Regions from separate parts of the Mus musculus genome. Here region 1 is linked to region 2. A link is a contact called in ENCODE Hi-C data. All regions are on one chromosome and are shown on one strand. The core of a region is the stretch at or near the end of the contact, and the rest is flanking DNA. Distances in the headings are between cores, read along the strand shown. Region 1 holds the start of Dach1 (dachshund family transcription factor 1). Region 2 has its middle 250 kb from the start of Gm23276.

What was found. Hi-C counts contacts between places; a loop is a spot of excess contacts on that map.
Region 1: a loop to region 2 is called in a map of gastrocnemius, with 2.8 times the contacts of the local background. The contact joins the promoter of Dach1 here to the enhancer-like site in region 2. A Hi-C loop is called at or near these places in 4 of 37 maps with a recorded cell type or tissue (gastrocnemius and heart).

What each region holds. Positions count from the first base shown.
Region 1 is chr14:98,167,908-98,173,405 of GRCm38, reverse strand. Dach1 (dachshund family transcription factor 1) reads left to right here and starts at 3,641. Exons shown (of 12, transcript NM_007826.3): 1 at 3,641-4,923. The coding sequence starts at 4,097. Gm33583 (a long non-coding RNA gene) reads right to left here and starts at 3,502. Exons shown (of 2, transcript XR_003951195.1): 1 at 3,440-3,502.
Region 2 is chr14:97,584,403-97,590,190 of GRCm38, reverse strand. No RefSeq gene overlaps it. Among named protein-coding and RNA genes, the nearest start is that of Gm23276, 250 kb to the right of the region's middle. Within about 2 kb of position 1,804, at least 1 of the 3 ENCODE cell types and tissues checked has a DNase peak (open chromatin) inside an H3K27ac peak, as active enhancers do; it is gastrocnemius, where a contact is called at or near this core.

The DNA of each region.
Region 1 (5,498 bases), core at 2,392-4,891, 580 kb before region 2:
TTTATTTTTATTTTTTTAAAGAAAAACACTATACCAGTTGCTATATTGAAACTCTGAGGAATGAAGACCTGACTTATCTTAGATCTGTCAATATTTGTATCTTTCTTACAATCTTCTTCTTTGCAGTCATTTACCAGAATTATAATGCAGCATGAATAAACCTAAAAAATGACTATTGATTACAGAGAAAGCTTTGTGAAATCATTTAGTCAGTTTCCCCACTTGAGAAATCACTGAATGCAACATGCCAATAGATAAGAACGGACGAGATGTAGTACAGTTCTGTGCCTCCCTGAGTTATTAAAAGGGTCAAAAACAAATCCCCACAGAATGCATCTTTTTATACTCAAATAAAATGATACTTACCAAATCCCAACTACAAATCCATCTTTTTACACATTTATTCTTCCCCTTTGAAACCACAGGTTGTGGAAGCATGTTTTTATGTGTCCCCATTTGCCACTGAGCCTTTTAACCAAATAGGATGCTCTCATCGCCCACTAAAGTGCCTGCTACCATTCAGGTAATCACCAGGTCTTTAGCTGCAACAGCTACTTTGTATTTTCTCACTGTCTCCTGCAAAGCTTGCAGCTCTTCTCCAAACTGCATTTTATACTGAGCTGAAGTCTGTATCCTGTGCCGATTTTTGTTAAGTAATAAATGATGAGACCATTCTTTTTATGAGTTCCCATTCTAATCGGGCTCCTCAAATGGGGAGAGGAGGGGGAGGGGAGGGGAGGGGCCAGAAGAGGGCAGAAGGAGGGAAGAAAATACCTTCCCTGAACTGTACAAGCTAAGCTTCAAACGATATCCTAAGAAAGAAATTAAAGACTTCTTAATTAGTGCAGCAATTAAGCTTTCTTGGTAGCATTTTAATCAGCATAGGCCCTATCAAAGGACAAACAGAACGATTTGCAGGTCTTTGAATTTTAAACAGTCTTATTGATTTCAGCACAATACGTCTCCACAAAACATAGGGAGAATTTTCTAATATCAGTTACAGTACTTTGAGTTTTGCTTATTCAAATTGAATGAAGGTTAGGAAAGAGTAGATGGATGGAGAGCATCTTAAAAACCAAGACCTGTAAAACAATAAACAGGACAAAAGCTTTCCATGCGAAAGATTCAATGGGGAATTTGAAATCTTTCTTAAGTTGATCTATGTGCTGTGTTAAACACGGTTTGACTTCTTCATCGCAGGAAAGAATTTCTCCAAGAATAGGAAAGAAAGAGATAAAAGCAGTATGCTTTTCCAGGCGTTCTCTTTCCGGTACATTTTATTTTGCAACCTTTGACTTTACAAACCCTATTGTTTGGAAGGAACAAGTGGTGGTTCCTTCAAAAGGTTCAGAAACCTGAGGTGGGGGGAGGGGAGGAGTCACATATAGGTACAGGGGCTTTGCTTCTAAGTGAAGCCCGTGCATGGAGCCCTTGTTTCCCTGCAGAACATTTGAAGTTGGCTGGAAGCAGGGTGGAATTATAGCTATGCATCACTGCTTCTCTTCCTGTTTGTTGCTTCTTCAGAGTGTGGCAGATTTTGGATGAGTGATAGTTTAAGGAAACATAAGAATGAGAATGGTAAGGTCAGGCTTTGCCCACTTATAACTGGCCGTTTCTATTTGTGGTACCAATAATTGAAACATTCCATAATTTACCATTTAAAAAGCACACTAGATTTTATTGAAGTTAGGAATGGCATTCACAAATAAATTAGTTTTTTTTTCTTTTAGAGTTTAGCACTTTCCACAGTGTTGTATTTCACAAATGCAGCAATTTGACATTTTAAAAATTGGCAATATTTCTAAAATATATTTTGATATTTGTGGTATATACTGAATCTATGCTTTTAGTTAAGAATAGGTTTGATGATTCAAAAATTATTAAACCTCACCTCATTATAACACACTGGGGCAAACAGCTGTGAAAGCTTCATCTATCTTTGTAGAAGTTTATATACTTTTATTCAATTTTTAAAAAATTCTTACACTGTAAGAAAGCCTTCCAATGCAAGTATTGTGCCTCAAAGTTTAGCATAAAAGAGTAATAAGACAATAGTGTCATATTTCACTTTAACGGATTCCTATATACTTAGACAATAAACTTCAGAGTTCAGTGGATTTAAAAAGATAAAGACAAAAGTGATAATTTCAATACCTAAATGGCAAAAATAACATCCTAACATTTCTCAAATCAACAAGCCTGTTATAATAGTTTATTTCTTAAATCTGTCATATGCTGCCTCCTCACATCTTATGAAATCTTTAGACATGTGTAGACAGGTTCAATGCCTAACTACTCCAGATTCCTAGAGATATAAGCAACAAACACACAGGACCTATGCTCAAATTCTATGCTGGTCAAACATCCCGGAAAAAACATCGCTGTGCAACAAGTTAGAGAAGACAGGAGGAGAAAATGAGTGTCTTACTCCCCTCATGCAGCCCCAAACCACTATTCCCTTCTGCCTTCTGTGTTTACAAGTCAACCAGGAGGCTTAGTTTCTATTTCATTCTTTACAAACACATTCTCACTGAGAAAGCAAAAACGAAGTTCCCAAAACATAGCAGGACTTTCCAAATATGAAAGGAACCCAATAATTATTGTGTGACTTAAATAACACACTTTCGACTCTCCTCGGGTACTGAAGGAGAAATGAGAGTTGATTACTGTGCAAGACCAGGTGAATTAATTAGAGTTTTGGGTAAGAAACATCAGTGTGTTTTTGTATTCTACTTTCTAATCTTCAAGGACAGCTGATCTCTTTAGAAATTTCTAGATAAAGAAGTCATCCCTGACCAATCTCTGGAGGTGAAAGGGAAGTTGTTTTAATCCACTGTATCCCTGTCTACTAGGATCAGGAGCACCCATTATTCTTAAGTGACTTTCTTCCCGCAGCTTGAAAACTCTTCTTTATCTTTATATAAACATTTTTGATATAGAAAAAAAACCCGTCAGATACACAAAATAGTCCACACTGCTTACATGTGAATTTTCCTATAATAATAATAATAATAATAATAATAATAATAATAATAATAATAATAATAATAATAATTGCCCAACAGTCATGAGCTGGGGATGTTTCCTTTTGTAACTGCTTGCACAAATGCCCCGCGCGCGCGTGTGTGTGTGTGTGTGTGTGTGTGTGTGTGAACCTAAATCCTTGAAGGTGAGCTGGCAGCGGCACCGCCGCTCTTTCAGTCATGAGGCGTTTGCTCAGAACCTTTTTGGGGTGGGTGGGTGGGTGGGAGCTAAGAGTCTTCTCCTTCAAAGCCACAGAGGAGGTGGCAGGGGATGTAACGGTAGCAGCGCGAGAGAAGTAGATGACCAGCTTTCTCTCCCTCTCTCTGAGCACCACTCTTGGGCCCCGGCTTTTCTAGGGCTTTCCTCCCACCCTTTTCCTCCGTACCCTCCCCCCCCACTCCCGTTTTCTACCCACCCCCTTTCCTCGGTCTCGCGCTCTTGGAGTCTGTGCTCCGAGTTCCTGGTTGGATAATTTGGGTTAATACTAGTGAGTGAGGTTTTCGCGGCTTCAAAGGGTATTTCAAGTATCCGGAGCTCCTCCCCTCCGCACCGTGTGACAACAACAACTCGTCCAGCCGGCAGCCTGCACTTTCAGCTCATTTTCTCTCTGTCATTCCCCTCTCAATCTTTGATCAATGTACTTGCCAGGGAGAACCCAAGTCCCTCAACCCTCCTCCTTTTCACCTTCATCCTTAACTTTGTGCTAGAGCGGGACCCACACACCACCAGCCGACCCTCCCCGCCCCACCCCCGCCTCTCCCCCCCCAAGAGCAGCCCGCGATCCCAGCCCCGAGAGAGGACTCGCATTTCGACTTGCGGGACACTTTTGTGCGTTTCTCTCTCGAGCGCCTCTCGCGCTCGCCCCTCCTGCGCTCGCTCTTTCTTAACCTCACCTCCTTTTTCTCCTCTTCTCTCCCTCTCTCCAACTAAGGTTCCTTCCTAGAGTGCTTGTTGTCTCTGCCCCCCCCCCCACCTCGATCCTTGTCCCCCTTTCTCCCCCTTCCCCTTTGGGGGGTGTGTGGCAACTTTTCCCCCTCGCTTCTCCTCCTTCTGTTTCCCCTTATATGTGACCATGGCAGTGCCGGCGGCTTTGATCCCTCCGACCCAGCTGGTCCCCCCTCAACCCCCGATCTCTACTTCTGCTTCCTCCTCGGGCACCACCACCTCCACCTCCTCGGCGACCTCGTCTCCGGCTCCATCCATCGGACCCCCGGCGTCGTCTGGGCCAACTCTGTTCCGGCCGGAGCCCATTGCCTCTTCTGCTTCTTCTTCAGCCGCGGCCACAGTCACCTCTCCTGGTGGCGGCGGCGGCGGCAGCGGAGGCGGCGGTGGCAGCGGCGGCAACGGAGGCGGCGGCGGGAGCAACTGCAACCCCAGCCTGGCGGCCGGGAGCAGCGGCGGCGGCGTTAGCGCTGGCGGCGGCGGCGCCTCCAGCACCCCCATCACCGCGAGCACCGGCAGCAGCAGCAGTAGCAGCAGCAGCAGCAGCAGTAGCAGCAGCAGCAGCAGTAGCAGCAGCAGCAGCAGTAGCAGCAGCAGCTGCGGCCCCCTCCCTGGGAAACCCGTGTACTCAACCCCGTCCCCAGTGGAAAACACCCCCCAGAATAATGAGTGCAAAATGGTGGATCTGAGAGGGGCCAAAGTGGCTTCCTTTACGGTGGAGGGCTGCGAGCTGATCTGCCTGCCCCAGGCTTTCGACCTGTTCCTGAAGCACTTGGTGGGGGGCTTGCACACCGTCTACACCAAGCTGAAGCGGTTGGAGATCACGCCGGTGGTGTGCAATGTGGAACAGGTTCGCATCCTGAGGGGACTGGGGGCCATCCAGCCCGGAGTGAACCGCTGCAAACTCATCTCCAGGAAGGACTTCGAGACCCTCTACAATGACTGCACCAACGCCAGGTAAAGAGCGGAGGGGAAACCTTCTGTCGCCCTGGTCCTTTCCCACCCTCCTCCTCGCCCTTCCCCTGCTCCCTTCCCGGCGCCGCCCGCTCAGCGCGTCCGCGAGCTGCGCGCCCTGGCGAGCACGGCCCTCTCCTGTCGGTCCCCGGGGCTAGTCTCCTTCGCCCGACCTCCTGGGCAAGTTCGCACTGCTCGCGGCCTGATCCGTGCCGGCCGGGTGTTCCTGATGCTTCCTAGGGCATTCGGGCTAGGCTGCCGCTGAGCTTGGGATGCAGAGTGGGGAACCAGAGGAAGGTGCCTTCCCAGGAGTCACAGCCCCTTCCCGGGCGCGCTGGTGACCTGCACCCGTTCCGGACACTACTGCCTGAGTGTGCACTCCTGGGACCTGGGTTCCTCCAAGAAGCCTCTGGGCACCTCTGGGATAGGAGGGAGGTCGTGACCCTGATCCTGCAGGGCTCCGAAGCTGAGGGATGCGCTCTGGGATAGGGGGGCTCCTCTAGTAAGAAAAGAGGGTGGGCTGGCAGCTGAGAGCGGCGCTGAGAAGTCAGCACCGGAACAGTACCGGGCGCTGAGAG
Region 2 (5,788 bases), core at 555-3,054:
TGACCGTCAATGTCTCCCTGATTTCCACCTACATTTCTTAGACATTTTCAAGCACAGTGCCCAGAAATGAAAAGCACTTCCCGTTGTTTTCCTATGGGATTCAACAACATTCTGACACAAGAACTGTGGCAAAGGCTCCAAATGACTTTTTCCTACTACTAATCTGGCCACAGAAACTATTCCATCTCTACAAAAGCAATTGGAATCTAAATTGCTTTTTGATCCGGAAATACATTTATTTTCCTGTTTGCTCCTTGCAATTGTTTTAGTTTCTCTCTCAACACACAAATTTAGCACAGATTTTAAAATTCACCTTTGAAGAGAGAAAAAGCAAGTATGCCTTCTTATACTAGGTTCCCTTTAACATTCACAAGCCAATTCTTTGACTTAAATTCTACAATGGAAAGTAGAAACTAACAGTGTACTATAAATCAACAATGTAACTAACGTTGTACTTTTAAAAAATGTTAACATGGCTCTGATTTGGTTAATACAGAACCAACAATTTCAGACACCAGTCTTACTTACCTTTATGCAACCGATTCAAACACATATTTTATGGATGATGTTTGGATAGTATTATGGTATGTGATAGTCATTGATAGTCTTACAAACTTAGGGAAATCATAAAGAAACTTGGAAAATAAAACACTTTTTAGTGGTTTAGAATGTACTTAGAGGTAGCTGTGATACTAACCTTAGATTTGGAAAAATTAAGAGAGTTTTTACTAAGAAGTGAATTATATTAAGACGAAAAGCCCAAATTGCAGTCTGCATTTAATGTATAAATACTTACAGTGTCTTTGATATTGTAGATATTTGACCCGAATCCAATTCACTAGCATGGATACTATGAAGTTACCTAGGATAACTTATCAAGAGCTCCATTTACTGTGTATCTGTATATGTTTTATCTTTCTTTACTTTTACAATATTTTACAACAAAAAAGAACATAACATCTTGTATGTAGTTATAAAATAAGAAACAAATTTATACATATACATATATATACACATAAATGTATATACACACATATATACATATATATGTATATATACACATATATGTATATACACACATATATACATATATATGTACATATATATACATATGTACATATATATACATATGTACATATATATGTATATATATGACTTTCCATAAGAGCAAGATAACTTCATAAGCTCATTTAGCTGATGCACAGGTTCAAGGCAGATAACAACTAGTAGACAAAAATGTTAGCGTGCTCAGTCTTACTGGGTGATTTGATGAAGCAAGTACAAAAGAAAGCTCAAGTAGAGTGATAAACATTTTGTAGAAGGCAGTGGCTAGAGCGTCTCTTCTCAGGCTGTTTGCCAACTAAATTATTCTCATGCACTGCTTTGTTTGGAAAGACAGTCTCTGAAGTACAATCACACCCATTTCCCAAGATAGACTAGTTCTTTAATAAGCGCTCTGGTCTGTTGCCCTCACTCAATTTCCCTAAGTTTTGATGAAACTGTTGATTGACTATTTTCACAATTTGCAGTTGAAGCAATTTGTCTGTATGTGGGCGTTTGGGGGTGTTCATGTTTATATTTCAGGTCTGAGAGAAATCTCCAGGGTTAGAGTCGTCAGATCCACATTTTACTTTTGTCAGAAGTGGTGCAGGACCTGAGGAGCACGTTGAAAACAGTGTAGTTGGACAAGCTCCCCGTGTAGATTAATTCAATGCACAGCTGGGGCTGGAAAGGCAAGCCCATTCTAGGGAATGAAGAATGGCCGATCAGGGGTGGGGCTGCCCGCCTCCCTCTCCACAATGTAGTAATCCTCAATTTGGCACTGCTTTAAAAGAAAAGAAGTCTAAATTGAGGCCAGCTGATTTCTTACTGAATCAGCCAGCTGGATGTGGAGCCAATTTCCGCAGCCTCCACGCTGTGGTAGCCAGGAAATATTTTAATTGAAAGAACTCTATGTTGACAAATACCAAAGACAACCTATTTATAGCTTTTAAACAATATTTATGGAATGCCTTTATTTAATAACATTTCTCTTTAAACTTGCTTGCAAAATAGAAAAAAAACTGTCAGGCAAAGGCTAAAGCTAAATGATATGGAAAGAAAATAAATAAAATCAGAGGGAAGGAAGAAAAGGATAATTGGTTTAATTTTATACAAAAAGCAACAGGCATGTGTTACTGAGGCAGGTTATATAAATCTATGAAAACTCATTTCGAATCACAAGAAATGATTTTTCTTAAAAGTTTATAATCTGGAAGAGTGAATTATATAAAACTAGTGAGCATAAATGTTTAAGCACTTAGTTATTAAATCTATGTCAACGTATGTATATTACCTGGGGAATTTTAGTCACAATGATTTCTTATATATTTTCCTTTTCAAATGAAACACATTTAAAATTATCTGCAATGTCATCTAAAATCCAATACATGTATTGTTCCTTAATAGTGCAGTAATTAAAAGTGTCCAATTCGATTATAAAGATGATATAATCTTTGAAATACATACTCTTAAGAGTGTGAAACAGTTTATTGGCCTTGCACCACAATTAAAACTATTTGGCTCTTTCAGTCATTATTCAATCAATAATCTTTAATGTTTGGAAGTAACACTTTACCTTTACAAGTCTTTATATAACTCTTTGTTTTTTTTTTCATAATTCAGCTTTTGCAGCAGTTGATATAATGTGTATTGGTATATATTTTTTCTTATAATCAAGAATGTTATCATTTGTACTAGACCAAAAAGAAGTGATGAGTTAGACAAAAAAAAAGCATGGCTTAGATAACTGTTCAGTAAACAGAGAAATAGTAGCAAGCCCCAAATTCATGATGATGTAGTTTTATTATTGGAAAACCATAAATATCATGACACAAATACCCTGGATATTTCAAAGGTGTTCTTCAACTTCCAGCTTCTTGGGAAGGTTGTTAATATAGTTGTTTTTCCATTACTGTTGCTATTCGTTGGGGAGTGGGGGACTTGCCACACGTGGCTTTGCTGTTCTCCGTGGTGTGCTATAAGGCAGCTCTCCCTAGTGGACACTGAGTTACCATGCACAGGAGTAAGGCACGTTTACATCCTTCTCCATATATAGCAACATATGTCACAATGTAGCCATACTCTGCATACAGTTTAAAAAATAACCTTACCTCAAATGATAAAATCCACTGTTAAATCCATCTCACAAGGTGTTTGGCAGGCACTGTCCTTTTCCAAATCCATTATTAATTGACATAATGATTAAGAAAGGACAAGAGAATTCTTTTATTTCATTTTGGAAGAAATAAGGAGAGTTATCTGGGTTTGTGGAATACTGGAATAATAATTTTCAGAGTATTTTTATCAATTAAATTAGAATATTTTTGGTGAGAAACTATTGAGCACTACTTAATCATGAAGGAAAGTGCCTGTCAGAACTTCATAAGCAATCGTATTGGAGAAGGAGACGTATCTCATTACTCACTTTCCATTTTTATGAAATGCTCATCCACAAGTGCAATGATGCATTCATAGGTTTACACCTTCTTTGGGAAAAAAAAAAGAAGACATTTTGCATTTAAATTGCCCTTACTTTCCTTAAAGCAGCTAAGGAGAAGGGTGCTAGCTTCAGACGAGCAATATAAAATAAAACGTACTTAAACGATCATGACCACTTTTGAAACACTGAATTTTGCTTTAATTTTAATTTATAATTAAATTTCAGTAGCTTATTTTATACAGGAAACAGTCTCTTCTGGGGTACCTGAATCAAAGCATTAGATGGTGTTATAATTGGTGGTGGTGGTAGGGTACATAAACTCAGGCTGGGTTAAGGACAGCTGGACCTAGAGGCTATACCCATTGTGGGGTATTCATTGTTTGTCATTAAAAACATAAGAAAAGGCCACATACAAAAGGAGAATCATTTTATGGGCAACCACAATGCCCTTAAAATTTTCTGTTTTCCTGAAGCATCTTGAACTTTGTTCAAATTAGCTGTTAGAGAAAGCAATTATCCAGGTAATTTATCCTGTAGTAAAGGAAGTAGCGGTCCTGCTACTATGGCTTTGAGAATTTGGAAGGATCCATAAGTATCTACCTAGAGTTGAAAAGTTGTGTTCACACACTAGTTATTCTGTGCTTATTGTTTGACTGAATCTTTGATTACATTAATACTGCATGAGAAAAGAAAAAAAAAGCCACTTCCAAGTCAGACATGCATGTATGTAAGTTTTGGGGTCAATTTTGATTAAAGAACAGCTGAAACTAGCAGTCAACCCTGAAGATGTAGCCTCTTGTTCAAGTGTATGAAGAAACACAAAGCTTAGCATTTTCCCTCACCTGTGGAAGCCAGAAGATGAGTTCACAGAAGGGGTGGCACGAATAGGAATGAGTCCAACCTGGAGAGTCCAGGAGAGGAGGGAGGGAAACAGAATGGAGGAAAGAGGAAGGAAATTGAGGAGGACCTGAGAACAAGAGGATACGGAGATGAGCTTCTAGTGGTCTATACTGCAGCAGGATAACTGGGTACAACAGCAGCTAATTCTGTTTGAAAATACCTGTGATGGGAGCTTCTCGACCTCACAAACTTGCATTCCCAGATCATGCTGAGGTCATGGTCTAGCCAATCGCCCTGATCTGGTCCTTGTGATCCTTGTACACGGTTACTTTGTGTCGCTGCTGCACTGCCCCAGCAGGATGTAGAACTATGTGTCAATTAAAGATAGACATAAAATTTAAAATAACATGGAAAATGGTATTTGTATTCAGGGAAAAAAAAATGCTTGTTTTGGCAGTTAATGCTCCAGGATACTTTTTTATTTCTGAAAGAAATTAAAAAAAAAAATGAAGGGAAAGGCAGTTGAAATGAAAGGGGTAGGGGGAGACAGTGGCAACTGTGACAGTCATTGTATTTTAAGGGCTTAGTTCAGATCCAAAATCTTTCCCAGCTCTCTTTGAATATGGAGAAATTGGAAGAAATTGTCAGACAGGTTACCTACTGAGAAAGACTTCGGTGATTGATTGGATATCACCCACTTTTTAAAAACAAAAACAACTGTTTTTTTTTTCATATGCTAACGGCGTGAGTTAAAAAAGAAAAACAAAAGTGGATATTAGCCCAGAAACCTACAATACCCAAGATACAATTTGCAAAACACAAGAAAATCAAGAAGGAAGACCAATGTGTGGATACTTCATTCCTCCTTAGAATAGGGAACAAAATACCCATGGAAGGAGTTACAGAGACAAAGTTTGTAGCTAAGACAAAAGGATGGACCATCCAGAGACTGACCCACCCAGGGATCCATCCCATAATCAGCCACCAAACTCAGACACCACTGCATATGCCAGCAAGATTATGCTGAAAGGACCCTGATATAGCTGTCTTTTGTGAGGCTATGCCAGTGCCTGGCAAATACAGAAGTGGATGCTCACAGTCATCTATAGGATGGAACACAGGATCCCAATGGAGGAGCTAGAGAAAGTACCCAAGGAGCTGAAGAGGTCTACAACCCTATAGGTGGAACAACAATATGAACTAACCAGTACCTCCAGAGCTTGTGTCTCTAGCTGCATATGTAGCAGAAGATAGCCTAGTCAGCCATCAGTGAAATGAGAGGCCCATTGGTCATGCATACTTTATATGCCTCAGTACAGGGGAATGCCAGGACCAAGAAGTGGGAGTGTGTGTGAGGGGGGTATGGGGGACTTTTGGGATAGCATTGGAAATGTAAATGAAGAAAATAATTAATAAAAAATTAAATAAAAAAGAAAAACAAAAACAACAAGCAATAATACAACCATT